Regions from separate parts of the Homo sapiens genome. Here regions 2 and 3 are each linked to region 1. Evidence: read pairs that join two places in POLR2A ChIA-PET (ENCODE). Cell type or tissue: K562. All regions are shown on one strand. Links, peaks and the distances in the headings refer to the core of each region. The heading gives the core; the rest is flanking DNA.

Region 1 (6,670 bases), core at 2,083-4,582:
TAAAAGCTCTCCCTAGAGATTCTGCTGTGCAGCCAGGGTCAAGAGCCCTCGCTGTAATGCGTTCCCAGAAGACAGAGGTCGATTTTCCTCCTCTTGGAGCTGAGTGCATTTCAGAGGGAGCTCCGTGGATACATCAAAGACTCAAAACATGGGGCCAAATTTACATTTTAGTTTGGAAACATTCAGGAGCTTGAAAATGAAGGAACGTGAAGCACATTGTTCCCCAGGGCAGAGGGCCTGGTGCGCATGGTCGGAAGGCACTTGCATATTTCACAACAGACTCCTTCAGAAACCAGAAAAGCCGGTGGCCTGCTCCTGTCCCTCATTCTGTCCCATGTGCGAGGACCAGCAAGCTCTGTTTGCACACAAGTAGAGATGGGGTTTCACCATGTTGGCCAGGCTGGTCTTGAACTCCTGACCTCAAGTGATCCACCCACCTCGGCCTCCCAAAGTGCTGGGATTACAGGCGTAAGCCACCGCACCTGGCCTCTGAGGCGTTTTTGAGATCAGGGTCTGGGCCTGTCCTCTGTGGGTCCCCAGAACCTACGATCACAATGGGAGTCACACATTGAAAATGGGGCTCCCATTTTCAAGGGAGTGAATCACTGACACTTAGTAAACCCAGATCAATCAGCGTGAGACTGTATATGTGCAAAGGGGCATCGTTCAGCACTGGGCGCATCCCAGGCACGGGGGACACGGCAGCAAAGGGAACAGACAAAAATCCCCCACCATGGTGGGGGGACATTAGGTGTGGCTGTCACTCCCCCACCTTTTCCTTTTATTCCACTTGAACAAGAACGGAAACCAGGAAACCCACACCACATCTGGTGGTTCGTGGGGAAGGACCTGGGCTCTGGACTCCCACGGTTCTACATTCCAGTCTCGGCCCTGACATCCACGTCCTGGCTGGGACCTTGGCCCCCAGGAGCTGCTGTGCCCCAGCAGAGCTGCCGTGAGCATTGGAGATTACGGGGTTGCCCGTCACCAGGAGCAGAACCTACAACTCTGCAGCCACGCGGGGAGGGTTTCGGGAGCACGGGGCTGGGAAGGTGTCAGGAGGTGAGGATTCCCATGACAGCTATTTTCCGACACTTGATGACAGTCTGTCTCCTACGGCTGGGAACATCTCAAACCAGGCCACGATGGGGGTGCCGCCTCCCCTCCCGTATTGCCTGAGAGAAACGGAGGTAGTGATTAAGAGCGCGTGATTACCTCTCCTGCCTGGGAGGTGAATGTCTTTCTGTGTAATCATTCCGTTCAGAACTGTCTGCCCCCAGGCTGCGAGCTCTATGAGGGCAGACTCCATTCTATTCAGGCATGTTCAAATCCCCAGGGTGGCAGAGATTTGCACCTACTATGAGCTCAGCCAATACTTGTAGGGACAGGGTATAGCAAGGAGGCAGAGGCTGTAGAATCTGAAGGATGGAGAGTGTCAGCCCTGCCCTGAAATGTCAGTTTCTCCCCTGCAATGTTAGCCTCTCCCACTGAATGTTAGCACCCTTATTTGAATGTTAGCCCCTCCTCCTGTATGTCAATTTCTCCCCTGCAATGTTAGCTCCTCCCCCTGAAATGTCAATTTCTTTCCTATGATGTTAGCTCCTCCCTTCTGAAATGTCAATTTCTCTCCTGCGATGTTAGCTTCTCCCCTCTTAAATGTCAATTTTTCTCCTGCGATGTTAGCCCCTCCTCGTTGTTAGCTCCTCCCCCTAGAATGTCCATTTCTTCCCATGGATTGTCAGTTCCTCCCCTTGGCATATTACCCCCTCCCTCATAAAGGTTGGCCCCTCCTTTATTGCCTGAGAGAATCAGAGGTAGTGATTAAGAGCATGCAATTACCCTAAAATGTTAGAAACAGAGGTAGTGATTAACAGTGTATAATTGTACTAAAAATATTAGCCCCTCCTCCTGAAATGTTAGCTCCTCCTCCCTGGAATATTAGCTCCTCCCCCTGGGATGTTAGTCCCTCCCCTCTGAATGTCAATTTCTTTCCCTGGAAGATCAGTTTCTCCCTTTGGAATTTTAGCCCCGCCTCCTAAAGTTATCCACTCCCCCTAAATGCTAGCCCCTCGCCCTTAAATGTTAGCCACTGCCCCCGGCATGTCAGTGCTACTCCCTAGAATGCTAGTCCTTCAAAGGTAGGTATCTTTGTCTTCTTTGCCTTTCTCCCACACCAAAAACAGTGACCTTCACCAGACAGGCGCTCGGTAAACATAACTGGATGGGTTAATGGAGTCAGACCGGTCAAATTCCCATCCTACACTTACTTGCTTTGTGACTTTCTTCTTTTTTTTTTTTAAGACGGAGTCTCACTCTGTCGCCCAGGCTGGAGTGCAGTGGCACGATCTCGACTCACTGCAGCCTCAGCCTCCCGGGTTCAAGCAATTCTCGTGCCTCAGCCTCCAGAGTAGCTGGCGTTACAGGCATGCACCACTACACCCGGCTAATGTTTGTATTTTTAGCAGAGACGGGGGTTTCATCTTTGGCCAGGCTGGTCTCGAACTCCTGACCTCAGGTGATCCGCCCCCCTCAGCCTTCCAAAGTGCTGGGATTACAGGCGTGAGCCACCGTACCCAGCCAGCTGTGTGACCTTCGGTAAATGACTTTACCTCTCTGAGCCTCGAGTTTCCTCCTCTGTACAACGGGAATAATCGCAGCACCGCCCTCAGGGTTGTGATGCTGACTTTGGGAGTTCACATGTTTAGAAAGCTCTGGACAGGGCCTGGTACTTAGGTCACGATCAATACCTGTGAGCTGTCATTATTTAAGGGATGAAGGCGTGAATCGCAGTCTTCAGCTGTCTTAGCAATTCTGTTGGATACGAATTTTTAGTCCCTGCTTGGCAGAGTATAATCCGGAGGCTTAACTCACCTTCCACGACTCTCTCTCGCCGAGGCTGCCCAGGAAAATGCCAGATCCTCTCAAGCACGGGGCCGTGCCCAGCTCCCGCGCGCTCCCCGAGACTCAAACCCACCTCCACCACCGCGCCTGGCTCTGCCCCAGCAAAGACCACGTCTCCCCAGGGAGGATCCTGCAGCCAGCTCTAAAAACCGCAGAGCCTCCTTGGAAGAATGCTGAACCGCATTCATTAGAAAATCAATGCAAATTAAAAACCTCCCCGGGATCCCACTTTTCTCCTCTGAGAAGGCAAAGATCAAAGAGGCTGACTTGGCGGTTGCTGCGTTGGCGAAGCCGTGGGAAACAGGCTTGCAGAGCGCTCGCGGCGGCGTCTGCGACATCGAACACTCCCTCTAACCCGGCAGTTCCCCAGGAGGAATTTATGCAACAGAGGATGATACTGATCACAGCAAACACATCGCACCTCCTCGGTGCCAGGCACGGAGCCAAGCGCCCCACCCACGGCAACGCAAGTCATCCTCACAGGGACCCTCTCAGGGAGCTACTGCCATTATCCCCATTTTACATTGGTGGAAACTGAGGCACAGAGAGTGGAAGCAACTTGTGTCCCATTGTGCTCTTCTGCCTTCTTGAAGCATTCACAAAAGTACACAAACACAAACGTAAAAGAATATTATTGTTGGTTTTGTGTGTGTGTACCTGTGTGCACACATGAGAGAGAGACAGAACATGGAAAAGAGTATTTCTCCTTCCAAAGAACCAGCTTCTTACTATTGTCCATAATTTTTTACTTAAAATTAACTCCCTCTAATCTCTATGAACGCTTTCTTTCAACTTTCAGTGCACTATTTTATAGCTTTTTTTTCTTCCTGAATTGTTTGCTTTGCTAATTTCCTCTCGGACTTTCTCTCTCTCTGTCTCTCTCTCTCTCTCTCTCTCTCTCTTCTAATTACAATTAAATTAAAGGCTGAGTGCAGTGGCTCACGCCTGTAATTTCAACACTTTGGGAGGCCAAGGCAGGACGATGGCTTGAGCTCAGGTATTTGAGATCAGCCTTGGTAACATAGCAAGACCCCATCTCTACCAATAAATTAATTAATTAATTAATTAATTAAACAAATAGCTGGGCATGGTGGAGATACTGGGGAGGCTGAGGTGGGAGGATCACTTGAGCCTGGGAGGTTGAGGCTACAGTGAGCAATGGTGCCACCATACTCCAGTCTGGGTGACAGAGTGAGACCCTGTCTCAAATAAACAACAACAACAACAACAAAACAAATAAATAAGCTATAGATTTTCCTCTGAGCACAGCTTTGGCCCCATCTCATAAGATTTTTTAAAAATATTTATTTATTTATTTATTTTTGAGACAGAGTCTTGCTCTGTCACCCAGGCTGGAGTGCAGTGGCACAATCTCAGCTCACTGCAACCTCTACCTCCAGGGTTCAAGTGATTGTCCTTCCTCAGCCTCCTGAGTAGCTGGGACTACAGGCATGCACCACCACACCTGGCTAATTTTTGTATTTTTAGTGGAGATGGGGTTTCACCATGTTGGCCAGGCTGGTCTCGAACTCCTGACCAGAGGTGATCTGCCTGCCTCAGCCTCCCAAAGTGCTGGGATTACAGGTATGAGCCACCGCGCCTGGCCGTAAGTTTTTATATGTAGTGTGCTTTAAATGAAGTAGAACTTAAGTTTTAATTAACAGTTGAACCAAGATGTTATTTAGAAGGGTGTTTTGCAATGTCCAAGGCAATTGAAGCATTTTTTTCATCTTTTGTTATTAATTTCTAAATTTGAATATGGCCTGTATTACCTCTGCTTTGGGGAATCAACCTATGTTTTATTTGTGACCTAATGCATAGTCTTTTTTTTTTTTTTTTTTTTCAAGGAGAGGCAGAGAATATCATTGCAGGATCCTGCTTTTTAAAAAATGCTCCATGCCAAGGGCAGCGGCTCACACATGTAATCTCAACACTTCGGGAGGCTGAAGCAGAAAGATTGCTTGAGGCCAGGAATTCAAGACCAGCCTGGGCAACATAGCAAGATTCTGTCTCTACAAAAAAAAATTTAATGAGGGCATGATGGCACATGCCTGTCGTCCCAGCTACTTGGGAGGCTGAGGCAGGAGGATTGCTCGAGGCTGCAGGGAGCTATGACCATGCCACTCTACTCCCGCCTGGTCAACAAAGCAAGAACCTGACTCAAAAAAAAAAATTGCTCTAAAGTTTATTATTGGAACAGTTAGGAAATTTGAATATGGCCTGTTTATTAGATAATACCAATGGTAAAGTTCTTGAGGGAGATAATAATATTATAATTTTACAGGGAAAATGCTCTTGTTCTTAGAAGATACAGGCTGAAGAATTAATAGGTAAAATATCGTGACGTCCTACCTGCGCCGACTTTAACACAGTTCAACATTTTTGGGAGGTACCTCTGAGCATTGTGCCCCTTGCAGCACAGTGGGTATGCTGAGGGCTCCCTCCCTGGGTTTCCCAGACCTCATGTCCCCGTCTTGTCTGCTCATCATACTGGAGGTACTACAGTGCGTGGACAGATGGAGAGAGAGACCGACAAAATGTGAGGATGGACAAATATCAGCATTGATATATTTAATTGAAATATATTGGCCAGGGTGGGGAGACTCACGCCTGTAATCCCAGCACTTTGGGAGGCCGAGGCGGGTGGATCACCTGAGGCCAAGAGTTTGAGACCAGCCTGGCCAGCATAGAGAAACCCCATCTCTACTAAAAATACAAAAAAAAAAAAAATTAGCCAGATGAGGTGGCACATGCCTGTAATCCCAGCTACTAGGGAGGCTGAGGCAGGAGAATCACTTGAACCCGGGAGGCGGAGGTTGCAGTGAGCTGAGATCGCACCACTACACTCCTGCCTGAATGACAGAGGGAGACTCCATCTCAGAAAACAAAACAAAACAAAACAAAACAAAAGTTATCTTTAAAGGAGATGGAGGACTGACTGAGAGGGCGAGGAGGTGGGAGGGGAGCCCTGGGGTGGCCACATTGTTTTATGGCTGGGTTGCCTGGTTGTTCACTTAGTGATAAATCAAACAAATTCCCCCCATTCTATTTTCTTTATGTATTGTTCAGAATGTGTGTTTTATTGAATAATTTTCAAAGTTTCAAAAATATCATTGCATCAAATTCAAAGCAACTCATCAGTAGGGGATTAGGGAACACTACTTCCGTGCACAGTATATACATATAAGGGAATACTTAGCCACCACCATTGAAAAGTCATGTGCTAGATATCTTATGTATTGCCGTCCCAAAGGTATACTCTTTGGAAAATACTCACGATGTAGAATCATAGCTATGGCATGCTCTATTTGTGTTGAAAGTGCTTATGCACTGGGAGCGGTGGCTCACGCCTATAATCCCAGGCACTTTGGGAAGCCAAGGCGGGCAGACCACCTGAGGTCAGGAGTTCAAGACCAGCCTGGTCAACATGGTGAAACCCTGTCTCTACAAAAATACAAAAGTTAGCTGGACATGATGGTGGGTGTCTGTAATCCCAGCTACTCGGGAGGCTGAGGCAGGAGAATCACTTGAACCCCGGGAGGCGGAGGCTGCGGTGAGCCGAGATCTCACTGCTGCACTCCAGCCTAGGCAACAGAGAAAGACTCTGTCTCAAAAAAAAAAAAAAAAAAAAAGAAAGAAAGAAAGTGCTTATGCATGGGTTGGATACACAAAAAACTGGTAACAGTTTTCTCGTGAGAAAAAGTAACAATGGAGGATTTGGAATGAAAGGGAGGACTATTTCTCATCACTTTCAAGTTTTTTTTTTTAA
Region 2 (6,670 bases), core at 1,622-4,121, 63 kb after region 1:
ACCAGACCAGACATTCTGGTTTCCGGTGCTGGGGTGGGAGTTGGGGGAGAACAGAAGGGAGGCGGACCCCATTTGGAAGGGGCTCCACCCTCATAAGGCCACCTCAAGGGAGAACAGCAAGGATCTAGAGATGATCCCCCACTCAGTTCCCCAGACCCTCCTCTCACTTCTTAGCCTCCCTCCTAACACCCCCAGTCCTCAGAGTGGAGCCCCTAGTACCCAGCAAGCCAGCCCACCCACCCTGCAGTCCTAGAAAAGAGCTACAGGTCATCTGCAGCCACCCACATCTACCCGGGCCACCACACCACTGTCACCTGGACAGCACTCCCCAGGCCGACCTCCCCACCTACCCGCACACCCTCTCAAGATGCCCCAGTCTCCAAAAGCCACCTCTTGTGGTTCCCTTGGGGACACCCTAGGCCAAATGCTCTGCCCATGACACCCCCATCTCAGTGCCCCTTGCTCCCCTGGGACGGCAGATTCCCCAGCACTATTCGGCATGCCACGCGTTGTCAGCCACACTTGAGTGAAGTCACCAGCTCCACCCGCTCCAGGCTCACCACACCTCCCTCTCCCCCTTACTACATCTCAGTGTCAGCCTCAGCTTCTCCCCAACCCCACCCCCCGGCCCTGGGATGAGGGGCCAGGCTGGGGCCAGGAGGGCAGGATGCCTGTCAGTTTGTCCACCTGTCTGTCCTTAGCTAATTTTAGCTGCATTTTCTGTGGCCTGGCAAAGTGGGCCAGTAGCTCCCGCGGTGATTCTGCGGTTTCTGGGACACGGCCACGCTGGGTCACCAGCAAAGTGGGGCGCAGGGGGCGGGCTGCAAGCGGGGCCAAGGGCAGGGAAGGAGACACATGCCAGAAGCATGTCAGGGACAGGGGTGTGTGCGTGCCAGCGTGGGAGGAGGCGGCAGGGGAGGCCGTGCAGGCCGAGGGTGTGTCCAGCCTCCTTCCTGCCTATCTTGGGCAGTGGGGGTAGGCTGCCCTTGACCGCTTGACCACCGAATAGCGCCTGCGGCCTCTGAGGGGTCCCGGGCTCCTAGTCTGATGGCCGCCCTTGGCCCCTGCAGCCGCCTGTGATGCTGCCGTCCCCCGTCGCCCCGTGGCCCCACAATGACCCACAGCCCCGCGACAAGCGAGGACGAGGAACGCCACAGTGCCAGCGAGTGTCCCGAGGGGGGCTCAGAGTCCGACAGCTCCCCAGACGGGCCAGGTCGAGGCCCCCGGGGGACCCGGGGCCAGGGCAGTGGGGCACCTGGTAGCCTGGCCTCTGTTAGAGGCCTCCAGGGCCGCTCAATGTCCGTCCCAGACGACGCCCACTTCAGCATGATGGTCTTCAGGATTGGCATCCCGGACCTGCACCAGACAGTGAGTACCTGCCCACTGGCCAGCGGCAGGAGAGGGACAGTGCCCCAACCGACATGGGGAGTCCACTGGTGCTGGGTATCCTCCCAGGAATCACCCCCACACTCAGCTCCTGGCTCACTTCCCAACCCACCTCAGGCTCTCCTCTGGCCCCTGGCCCACCCTAGCCCCTATCTCTTCCCCAACCAGAAATGCCTTCGCTTCAACCCCGATGCCACCATCTGGACGGCCAAGCAGCAGGTGCTCTGTGCCCTGAGCGAGAGCCTGCAGGATGTGCTCAACTATGGCCTGTTCCAACCGGCCACCTCCGGCCGCGATGCCAACTTCCTGGAGGAGGAGAGGCTGCTGCGGGAGTACCCCCAGTCCTTTGAGAAGGGGGTCCCCTACCTGGAGGTGAAGCTTCCCCAACTCCTTCACTGATAAGAGAAGGCATGCCCTAAAACACATCTGCCCCCCACCCACTTTTTAACACACTCGAAACCTTAACGAGGGGGCACCCAGTGTGCGAGTCCAGACCTTCTAAGCATCACAGGGAAGTCAGAGAGTCCTGAGTTCAAATTACCATCTGTTCTGCTTCTGACCAGCTAAGTGGCCTTGGCCAAGTCACTTTCCTGCCCCAAGCTTCTCCTCACCCATCAAATTGGGGGAGGATTCCCAATTACAGTAGGCACTCTAGAACATTCCCTGTGGGGTCCAGACTCCTCCTCCTTCAAGGCAGGGGTTGCAGTGCACATATACCATAATACCCAGCACTGTCGGAAAAGCCACTGCCACCCATCTACCGCCTAGACCAAGGTTCCAGGGCTGTTTTCACTCCCACCCTGAGCTACCCCGGGGAATTAGAAGGGGATCAGACCTTCCCCTACCCCAAGCCTTCTCCCCAGGCCCCTGATTCCAAGTCTCTGTGTCTCTCTCACTACCCTACCCTTGACCTCAGTTCCGATACAAGACCCGAGTTTACAAACAGACCAACCTGGATGAGAAGCAGCTGGCCAAGTTGCACACGAAGGTGAGAAAACCCTGCTGGCATCTATCCCCTATAGCCCCCTACCACTGGAGCCCCCTACCCAACCACTTTCTCTCCCCACCTCTTCCCAATAGACCTCCACATTCCCCAAGCCAGCGATCCCTCTGGCCACTGCCCCCGCTTAACTTGGGATGCTGTACCACATTTGAGACAACCACAAATACCCCCCATTATCCCCATCACAACCCCTTCTTACTTTCCTCTTTTGCCCTTCATCCCTCTGCCTGGGCCCACATCATTCCCACCTGGCCTCCTTTGAGTCTCCCTTCTCTTCCCCTGCCTCCCCCCATATCCATCCAAGGCCTCTTTACTTCCCCACCTTGGCCTAGGACCCTGACACTGAAGGTCCTTCTGCCTAGAGTCTATTTCAAAGACAGGCTACATTTCTCCCAACCTCATAGCCTGAATCTCTGCAAAATCCAACCATTACACCCCCCTTTCCAGCCATATCTGTCCTCCTGGTACCTTGCCCGCCAGTCCTCAGCCCCTGTCTGTCCTGTGTCTCGATGGTGAGAGCTGGGAGGAAATCGGGAACTGCTTTGGTCAGAAATGAAGAACTCTTGATCCTTGAGAAGGAAAAACTCCCAGTCCCTCCTTGTCTACCCTCTCCCCACCACAGCATGCATTGAACTCTTTCCTCCCCTAAATGTTCCATCCCTCCAGACTTTCACGGTCCACTTTGGGAACCACTGGCCAAGTGTGGCTCCTGAGTGCTTGCAGTGTGTTTGGTCCCAACTAAGACTCGCTGTGAGTGTGAAATACACACTGGGTTTCAAAGACTTAGTACCAAAAAAAAGTTAAATAACCTCATTAATAATTTTCATCTCAATTACCTGTTGAAACAGTAACATTGTAGCTATATCAGTTAAATAACATATATCATTAACACGAATTTCAACACAACTAACACTTCACCCCCAACCACCCTGATTTTTTTTTTTTTTTTTTTTGAGACGGGGTCTTGCTCTGTCACCCGGGCTGCAGTGGTGCAATCATGGCTCACTGCAGCCTCAACCTTTCAGGGTTCAAAGGATCCTTCCAGCTCAGCCTCCCGAGTAGCTGGGACTACAGGCGTGTGCCACCACAACCTGGCTAGTTTTTTGCATTTTTTGTAGAGATAAGGGTCTCACTTTGTTGCTCAGGCTGGTCTCGAACCCCTGGGCCCAAGTGATCCTCCCGCCTCGGCCTCCCAAAGGGCTGGGTATTTTCTCTGTAAAGGAGGCTGCTAGAAGCTTTTCAATGGCGTATGTGACTCCACGTATATTTTCACTGGACGTCGCTGCTTGAGGACCCTGCTTCTCTGCCTTGCTCCTGACTGTCCTGTCTTCTCTCTCTTTGCCCATGGCTCAGACGGGGTTGAAGAAGTTCCTGGAGTATGTGCAGCTCGGGACATCTGACAAGGTGGCGCGGCTGCTGGACAAGGGGCTGGACCCCAATTACCATGACTCGGATTCGGGAGGTAGGGAGGGGTGCGCATCAGGAGGACCTCAGGGCCAGGACAGAGCTGGGGAGCAGGGGTGCCATCTGCATTCACATCCATTCCTGACTGGTGTCTCCCAAACACATTGCTGTCCAAGGGGGAGGCCACGGGGCCAGAGGCTGTGGGGTGGAGAGCTGCAGAGCCTGGAAAATGGGAAGGGATGGAGGGGAGGAGAAGGGGCTTCATGTGACCAGCTTTTCCCGCCCTTCAGAGACCCCCTTGACACTGGCGGCCCAGACCGAAGGCTCTGTAGAGGTGATTCGAACCCTGTGCCTGGGCGGGGCCCACATTGACTTCCGGGCCCGGGATGGCATGACCGCACTGCATAAGGCCGCATGCGCCCGACACTGCCTGGCACTCACGGTGAGGCTTCGGGGACCCCCCATCCCCGCCATGGGGCCCTCTCTCCTTTTCCCTTTGTTCTTTCTCAAACCTCAGTTCTTTGGTTTCAGTTAAAAATAGGCCCTCTCATGTCCCCAGTTCAAAGCCCCTTTCCATAGACTGAGACACAGCCCCTATTGTCACCCTTGTCAGGCCCCCCAGATGCACCCACCTGGGCTATAGCTGACATCACACAGACCCGGGCACGGCCTCCTCCCCTAAACACCCAGAACGTCTCCATCCCCTGTGGCCCAGCTTAATACCAAATCTGCCTCTGTCTCCCCAAGGTGTAAACCCTTCTCATTCCTTAAAATACGAAGTGAGCTCCCTGCTATGCCCCCAGATAGAGCCCCTCCACACACACCCTGAAAACAGCCCCCCAGCTACCCTTCCAAACCAGCACTGCACCAGCTCCCCTCCCTCCTCTCTCACATGCAAATACAGCCCCTTCCCCACGTACACAGCCTCAAATGCACTTTCCCAAATAGACAAACCCATACACCCACAAAATACATACACAGCGGCAGCTGCACAGTCTAATTTTAAAATACTCTTCTCCCCCTGCCCCCGCCAGGACACCTGATTGCTCTTCACATGAGGGTCAGGATGGGCTGCCCCCAAAGACAGCCATTGAGAAGCACCCCGACGCACAGCTGCTCCAGCTAAACGGCCCCTCCCTTCTCTCCCTCAGATGCTTTCCTGAAGAGCCCCTAATGCAGTCAGATGCCAGCCACAAAGATCTGCAGTATACCCCTGGAGTTAACAGATCCTCTTCATGTATCTCCCATGCACACTCACCCCCAAACCCACATCCTGCTCACACACGCCCCTCCCAGCCTCCAGACCTGCGCTATCCAAGCCAGTAGCCACTGGCCACCTGGGGCTGTTTAAATTTAAATTAAATAGAATGAAGTAAAATTAAAATTTCAGTTCCTCAGGCTCACTAGCCACGTTCAAGTGCTCAGGGGCCCACACGTGCCTGCCATATAGGGTGGTGCAGTTGCAGACCATCCCCATGATGGGGGAAACGTTCTGTTGGGTGGCACTGCTACAGGCTGTCCTCACACGAGGTTGCTGCCAAGACTTTCTCCTATTAATGTTCATTATTGCCAGCCTTCCACACCCAGAGCTGTCCTTCAAGTGGGGGCAGGAAGTGGCCTCCAGCCCCAGTGAGGCCGGCCCGATCCTTGCCCTTACCCAAGCTTACCTGTCCCCTGGCTTCCTGCTGTGCCCCTTCTTTGAGATCCTGGACCTAATAACACCTCCCACTTGGTCAGAGACCCTCCAGCATCCAGACTCTGTCCTCTCACTTGTCCCCAACAACCCACCTGTAGGAAGTGGAATGGGTGGGTACTGTGGCCCCTAATGTCTTTCAATGGCTCATCCAAGATCGCCCCCAGGGGGAAGGCTGGGTGGGATGTCAGAGTGCAAGTGTCCTCTGGAGGCATCTACCCAAGTCCCACATTGTTCACACGGAATCAGAGTGGCCCAGGGAGGGAAAGGGCCAGGCTCAAGGTTGCACAAGGGCATCACGGCAGAACTGAGACTGTCATTGGCCACTGTAGGTCACCCAGGACGGTCCAGTCCCCCTGGCCCTTCAGAATGAGCTGGTTAATGTGTGACTGTCATCTGTGTTTTTCTACTGGGTTCTCTCTCCGTTCCTAGGCGCTCCTGGACCTTGGGGGTTCCCCCAACTACAAGGACCGTCGGGGGCTGACCCCTCTGTTCCACACGGCCATGGTGGGTGGTGACCCCCGATGCTGCGAGCTGCTCCTGTTCAACAGGGCCCAGCTGGGCATAGCTGATGAGAACGGCTGGCAGGAAATCCACCAGGTGCTCCTGATTCAGGCCATGAAGGGCTGGGGTGGGGGACCCAGTCCCTGAGGCATCCAAGGGGCTGGGGCTGGGAACCAGATGCCAGGGTCCTCACAGAGCATGGGGGTGAGAATAACATGGTCCCCAAAGAGGAAATGGTGGGGGTGAAGGCAGAAAGACCCTAAGGGGGCATAGGCTGGGGAACCTGATGCCTTGACCCCTGAGAGGGATGGGCTGTCCTCTTGACCCCCTTAAGGAGGCAGACCAGACGCCTGGGCCTTGGAATGACTGAACATTTGGGTTTTGAGGCTGACAGCCTGGGTCCCAGAGCAGGAAGCGGGGCTAAAAGGTGATGGGGAGGTGGATGCGGTGAACGATAGGATGAGAAGGCCAGTGCACAGGTCATAGACAGACTCTTGGCCCAGAGGGAGAACAGCCTGGGTCTGATCCATGCCCCTCGCTCCCTGTCCTGCCCAGGCCTGCCAGCGGGGTCACTCTCAGCACCTGGAGCATCTGCTTTTCTACGGGGCTGAGCCTGGAGCCCAGAACGCCTCGGGGAACACGGCTCTGCACATCTGCGCCCTCTACAACAAGGTCTGCCT
Region 3 (6,670 bases), core at 2,750-5,249, 49 kb after region 1:
GCGGAGGTTTCAGTGAGCTGAGATCGTACCACTTCACTCCAGCCAGGGCAACAGAGCGAGACTCTGTTTCAAAAAAAAAAAAAAAAATAGCAAGTTGCATACAGTAAGATATGGTTGTGAGCTGAAATGCAGCCCCCAAAATTCATATTTTGGAGCCCTAACCCCCAGTACATCAGAACATGACTGTATTTGGAGATAGGATCTCTAAAGAGGTGGTGAAGGTTAAATGGGGCCATTAGGGTGGGCCCTAATCCAATTGGACTTCATCCTTATGGGAAGAGGATATATGGCCATACAGAGAGTCACCAGGGATGTGCACACAGAGAGGACCACATGAGGGCACAGCAAGAAGGCGGCCGTCTGCAAGCCAAAGAAGGAGGCCTCAGAAGAAACCAACCGTGCCAACATCTTGATCTCCAGACTTCCAGCCTCCAGAACTGGGAGATGATCAATTCTGCTGTTTCAGTCCCCTAGCCTGTGGTACTTTATAAGGGCAGTTCGAGACAACGAATACGTGTATTATTACTCCAAAGCCCAAAAAACAAGCAAAACTAAATAAGATGTTTTTTGGGAAACATACACACATGCTAAAATAATAATGAAAATCAAGCAACGGCGAAACACAAGTCAGGATGGTAGGTACTGGCGAGGGGGATGGGAGAAGGCGTTTAACAGTAACGTCCTATTCTTTTTCTTGTCTTTTTTTTTTTCAGACAGGGTCTCCCTCTGTTGTCCAGGTTGGAGTGCAGTGGCATGATCACAGCTCACTGCAGCCTCGACCTCCTGGGCTCAAGCAATCCTCCCACCTCATCCTCCCAAGTAGCTGGGACTTCAGGCTCTTGCCACCATGCCAGGCTAATTTTTATATTTTCTTTAGAGACAAGATCCCACTATGTTGCCCAGGCTGGTCTCAAACTCCTGAATTCAAGTGATCTTCCCGCCTCAGCTTCCCAAAGTACTGGGATTACAGGCGTGAGCCACCCTACCAGGCCAGGAGCATCTTTTGTTATTCATAATAAGCCCACATCAGCTGAATCATCAATGGGTGCGAAATCAAGGGGGAAATTTTGATGAAAGGCAGATACTGCCTGTCTTAAAGTATCTGCCCCTGGACTGCTTATTAGCTGCAAAGGAGTATTATAGAGCTGGGGAATGGGACATCAGCTCGCTGGGTGATGAAAACTCACTTCACTAATGAGGCACAGTAGGACACTGACTATGTCCAGATGGGATACCTTCAAAGAAGTACACACCTCACCTCATTATTCTGGTGGAGAATGTATAACTTGAATCTAATCATCATGGGGAAACATCAGACCGACTAAAAATGTGGAACTTCTATTTTTAAAAGGGCAAGGAGCTGTTCTTCCAAAATGTGTGTGCATATATATATATAAAATTTTTTTTTAGACGGAGTCTTGCTCTGTTGCCCAGGCTGGAGTGCAGTGGCGTGATCTCGGCTCACTGCAAGCTCTGCCTCCTGGGTTCACGCCATTTTCCTGTCTCAGGCTCCCGAGTAGCTGGGACTACAGGCGCCTGCAACCACACCCGGCTAATTTTTTGTATTTTTAGTAAAGATGGGGTTTCACCATGTTAGCCAGGACGGTCTCGATCTCCTGACCTCGTGATCCACCCGCCTCGGCCTCCCAACCTGCTGCAATTACAGGCGTGAGCCACCACGCCCGGCCACCAAAATGTCAATATTATAAATATGGAAATGTTCCAGATTCAAGGAGGCTAAAGAGACATGACAACTGGCTGGGCGCGGTGGCTCACAACTGTAATCCCAGCACTTTGGGGGGCCGAGGCGGGTGGATCACCTGAGGTCAGGAGTTCAAGACCAGCCTGGCCAACATGGCGAAACCTTGTCTCTACTAAAAATACAAAAATTAGCCAGGTGTGGTGGCAGGCACCTGTAGTCCCAGCTACTCAGGAGGCTGCGGCAGGAGAATTGTTTGAACTGAGGAAGTGGAGATTGCAGTGAGCCGAGATTGCACCATGGTTCTTCAGCCTGAATGACAGAGCAAAACTCCATCTCAAAAAAAAAAAAAAAAAAAAAGACAAAAGAAAAAGGAAAGAAAGATGGGAGAGAGAAAGAAAGAAAAAGAAAGGCAGCAAAAGAAAAGAAAAATTATATATATATATATATGAGCTAAAGCCAGCTAATACTATAAAAATCTGGCCTGCCCTTCATCTATAGACTGAGATAAAGCCAACCGCAAGGTTAACAGGACACATTTCACCCAGGGGCGAGCTGCAGCAGTAAAAGTGTTCTAACAGCCCCCTTTATGAGCGACTACTGCTATCTTACTCACTGAGAAACTTTGTTCTCTAAAATCATAGACTGTGGGAAACTCTGCGGTATGAAAGTCTATCCGTAAGAATGAAACAGACTCATCTTTCTTTCCTGGAAGATCTGTCACTTTGACAAAGATAAGAAGCCTCCATTTCCAGCCCTGGTGCAGAGTTTTAAATAAAAAGTTTCTGGGCACAGCATGCCACATTTATATTAACATTGTAGTTTCCAGGGAAACAAGACCTTAGGTCCACTTTGCAGTCCAAATCTGATATTTCCTTTTTTTTTTTTTTTTTTTTGAGACAGGATCTCGTTCTGTCACCCAGACTGGAATACAGTGATACAATCATAGCTCACTGCAACCTCAAACTCCTGGGCCCAAGCAATCCTCCCACCTCAGCCTCCCAAGTGGCTGGGACTACAGGCGTGTGCCACCACACCCAGATAATTTTCTCCTCCCCTTCCCTCCCCCCCTCACTCCCCTCCCCTTTTCTCCCCTCCCTCCCCTCCCTCCCTTCCTTCCATAGAGATGTCACCCAAGCGGGTCTTGAACTCCTGGGTTCAAGCGATCCTCTTGTCTTGGCCTCCCAAAGCACTGGGATACAGACATGAGCTACTGTATGCGGCCCAGGCCTGATGCTGACTCCCTTATACACATTCCTACCTTGTTCTAAACCTAGCTAAACATTGTTTCACTTAAATTTCATCCAAATTTCTCTCTTCTTCCAAATCCTATAACTTGATTGCAGCTTCTCCTCTGGGGGCTGATCGCTCTCATTTCAGTGGGTCAACAAACCTGACTTTGTCTTGCTTGTCCCTGATGATTGGGCTAGGATGGGTGGGTGGGTGGGTGGATGGATGGATAGATGGAATGATGAAGCCAAAGCAATGAGGTAAACTGTTAACAAACAAATCAGAGTAGAGGATTTGTTTGTACTCCAGTGTTTATATTTGTGTAGGTTATCTATAAGTTTAAAATTATTTCCAAATTAAAATTGTCTGGTTTTTTTGTTTTTTGTTTTTGTTTATTTTTAAGGTGCACGCCTGTAGTCCCAGCTACTCAGGAAACTGAGGCGGGAGGATTGCTTTAGCTCAGGAGGTCGAGGCTGCAGTGAGCTATGATTGTGCCACTACTGCTCTCCAGCCTGGGCGACAGAGTGAGACTCTGTCTCAAAAAAAAAAAAAAAAAAACAGAACCTGAAAATAAATAGAAAAGAAAGAAACTAAGTTGGTTTGGACCAGTGGTTAGCCACAAAGAAATTTTATATTGAATTTTATATTGTTAATTCAGCATATCGACGTTTAAATTTTGAAAAGCGTCTTACCATTTTCTATGATACTAATATTTCATACGAACTTTTTTCACTTTTTAAAAAGTGGTTATGATCTACCCAAGGAAATGCACCTGTTTTGAAAAACTCTCGTCTGAGAGATCCAAACGTGAGTTGAATGTTAAGGCTTCGCGACTTGGGGTTTTCCTACCCGTGGGCGCGTGACAGGACTACATTTTCCAGAGTACCTCGGGGCGAGGCCTGGGTGGAGAGGAGGGGTCTGAGCTCTGATTGGAGACTGCGGAGCTCCGACCTCACCGCCAAGGCGTGGCCCTCAGGCTTGCGGGGAAAGGCAGGCGAACCTCACATGGGAGGAGGGGGCGGGGCTTGCGAGGTGACCCGTAGGAGTCATCCGGTTACTGCGGAAAAACGTGGTGCTGGTAAGGCGGTGATGCGCCTGCTGCTCGGCCTCCTGGGCTTTATCGCCCTGCAAGCCCGTGCGGCCGCTGGTTCTTCCTCCTCCGTCGAATCATCCCAGGCCTCCTGCCCTTGTTCTACTACTTCCCTGGGATCCCTTAATGCATCTATTCCAATCAGCTGCCGAGGCCTCCCCTGGTCCATGGCTCTGGCCTTGCACACTACCAGCGCTCCGCAGAGAGCCAGGGAGAGGACATTGGCAAACTCTGGCCCGCAGGAAGTCTGGGGGGGCTTCCTGGAGGAGAGAGTAGGTTTCCCACGCAGACCAGAGTCAGGAATCAGCGCCGAATGCCACATATAGGCGTGCTGTTCTGATGCATAAACCGTCCTTGCAGGCACGCCACTCCCCACTTCAGACCTCTCTCTCTGCATGCCCACAGCTGGCCCTGTGCTTGGTATGATAGCTCCAGGCCCTGCCAGGGAGACAGACATTGTCTGTCAGACCAGACAGTGGCACCTAAAGTGATGTGGAAAGCCCTGGACCCTACGGGAAACTAGAGAAGGTGCCTCACCCAGCCTTGGGGAGGCCAGGGAGGAAAAGCAGCCGAGATCCGACTCATCTCAGGGTCCCCTGCATGATGCCACACAAGCATCTTCATTCAAAGGGCTCCCATATGCCAGGCGATGCTGGGGACAGAGATAGTCATACCTTGTCCTGCCCTCCCCCACGCACCTGGAGTGTCCCTCAGCCTGTCTGATCAGGGCTGGGTCAAGAGAGGAACAAGGGGTTTGTGGATACCAAAGGGGATCCCTAACCCCGCAAGGGGCTGGGGGAAGGGCTGGTTGTTGGGGTGATGTGTTATCCAATTCTTGGAAGTGGGTGTTTACCCTAGAGAGGAGGGAGGATGGAGATCTTTGCATATACAAAAGCACAGTGTCAGGAGAGAGTACAGAGAGATGAAGGTGAGGTTGAATTGCCCTGGTGAAGCTCAGATCTGGGAACTGCAAAGACCCCTCTGTGTCTGGTACTATTCTAGATCAATACTGTTATTATCCCCACAGTACAGATGGAGACACTGAGAAGTAGCAAGGTTATGTCTCACTCAGGTTCTCCCAGGAGATAAGTGGCTGAGGTAGGATTGGAACCTGGGCCATCTGGCTCTAGAATCTGGGCGGGTAGCCATGGTGTACCATGCCCAAATACTTTCCAGAATGGAAGCTCTGCCAGGGCAGAGACCCCTCTGGGAAATAATAGATACTCATCATTGTCTGCCTAATCTGACCTCTGGTTGGCTATAAGATCTAGGGCTGCCTATCCCTCCCCGGGGAAACTGAAGCTCAGCATGAGAAGAATTTCTGATGGAAGGCTGACTCCAGGCCACACCCCCACTCTCCTATTCTGTATTCCTCTGGGGATGTGGGGCTGAGAAATGTCTCCTGAAGGGAGAAGGGTGGGTGATCTCCCCTCTATCCAAGCTGACAGTGATGGCTTGCTCCTCCCATGTGTGGATCCAATGGTCACCCTTTAGGCAGTGGTGCAATGGCTGAAGGAAGGGAAGGGGCAGAGTGGTAAGGACAGACAGGGTCACATCCCCATTCCTAGGCTCCCTGATGTCAGGGTCACGCCCATGATGCCAACCTTGGGGGAGGTACTAGGGTGATTTCCAAAGAGCCTCTCCTCTAGACAGAGCTGGCCACTATGCTGAGGCCCCGGCTGGCGGACTCCTGGGTGTCTTCACTGCCCCCAGGGAGTAAAGGTATGAAAAATGGTGAGGGAGAGCCAGGCACTGTGGCTCATGCCTGTATTCCCAGCCCTTTGGGAGGCCCAGGAGGGCAGATTGCTTGAGCTCAGGAGTTCAAGACCAGCCTGAGCAACGTGGCGAAAACCAACCTCTATAAAAAAATACAAAAATTAGCCAGGTGTGGTGGGGCGTGCCTGTAGTCCCAGCTACTTGGGGGGCTAAGGTGGGAGGACTGCTTGAACCCAGAAGATTGAGGCTGCAGTAAGCCATGATTGTACCACTGCACTCCAGCCTGGGCGAAAGAGCAAGACCGTGTCTCAAAAAAGGAAAAAAAAAGGTGAGGACGGAAGGTAGTGTGTGGCTCAAGTTCAGCCACCACCAAATGCACACTGTCCTGGTCTCACCTGAACATCCCAAGAGCCGCACAAAGTAGGAGGGATTGTGCCCACGTTCAGATGAAAAACCCGAGGCTCACAGAGGGGAAGGGACTGGCTCCTGGCCTCACTGGCAGGAAGCAGAGGAGGGAAAATTGGGAGGAAGTCTAAGCTTCAGGGTTGGGTGAGTCCTTAAGTCCATGTCTCAATATATCATCCCAACAAGTCCATGAAACCATATCATCTGGGGAAACAAATTGGACACGCCACTTAAACAAATTAAACGGGCTCTTTCCTGCCGGACTTGTCAGAGCCTTTAGCCCCTTCACGTTTCCCAAATCTCTTTGACCAGGACCAAGACCAAGGCCTGGGACAACTGGCAGGCCCTGGGTCCCAAAGGCCGAGAGAGAGGGCACGATGGAGGTGAAGGTGTCTACAGCGTTTGTACGCGTGTACTCCGGCCATCTGTGCACAGAACAGATGACCGTGTGTACATATGCACCTGTGTTTCTCCATCACTCCATCTGGGGCTCAAATGACATCTGTAAAAAGCAGAACAGGCATCCAAAG

What was found. Peaks named below come from ENCODE experiments on the same cell type or tissue, not always from the same donor. Only the 100,000 strongest peaks of a DNase experiment are listed, where the experiment ranks them.
Region 2: POLR2A ChIA-PET joins it to region 1 with 6 read pairs; 14 of 35 experiments call an interaction of 5 or more read pairs at or near these places.
Region 3: POLR2A ChIA-PET joins it to region 1 with 6 read pairs; 14 of 35 experiments call an interaction of 5 or more read pairs at or near these places.

Annotation. Positions count from the first base shown.
Region 1 is chr19:50,774,545-50,781,214 of GRCh38, reverse strand. No RefSeq gene overlaps it. Among named protein-coding and RNA genes, the nearest start is that of GPR32, 7.4 kb to the right of the region's middle. RefSeq lists an enhancer at 2,778-3,602. In K562, for the core only: no CTCF peak of the experiment used is centred there; a DNase peak (open chromatin) is centred at 3,254; H3K4me3 peaks cover 448 bases.
Region 2 is chr19:50,711,363-50,718,032 of GRCh38, reverse strand. It overlaps SHANK1 (SH3 and multiple ankyrin repeat domains 1), which reads left to right. Exons shown (of 24, transcript NM_016148.5): 2 at 1,071-1,368; 3 at 1,555-1,758; 4 at 2,303-2,374; 5 at 3,743-3,851; 6 at 4,084-4,235; 7 at 5,919-6,086; 8 at 6,546-6,662. The coding sequence starts at 1,114. Among named protein-coding and RNA genes, the nearest start is that of SHANK1, 5.1 kb to the left of the region's middle. In K562, for the core only: no CTCF peak of the experiment used is centred there; no DNase peak of the experiment used is centred there; H3K27me3 peaks cover 2,179 bases.
Region 3 is chr19:50,725,800-50,732,469 of GRCh38, reverse strand. No RefSeq gene overlaps it. Among named protein-coding and RNA genes, the nearest start is that of CLEC11A, 5.8 kb to the right of the region's middle. RefSeq lists a cis regulatory region at 3,599-4,318. In K562, for the core only: no CTCF peak of the experiment used is centred there; a DNase peak (open chromatin) is centred at 3,899; H3K4me3 peaks cover 276 bases.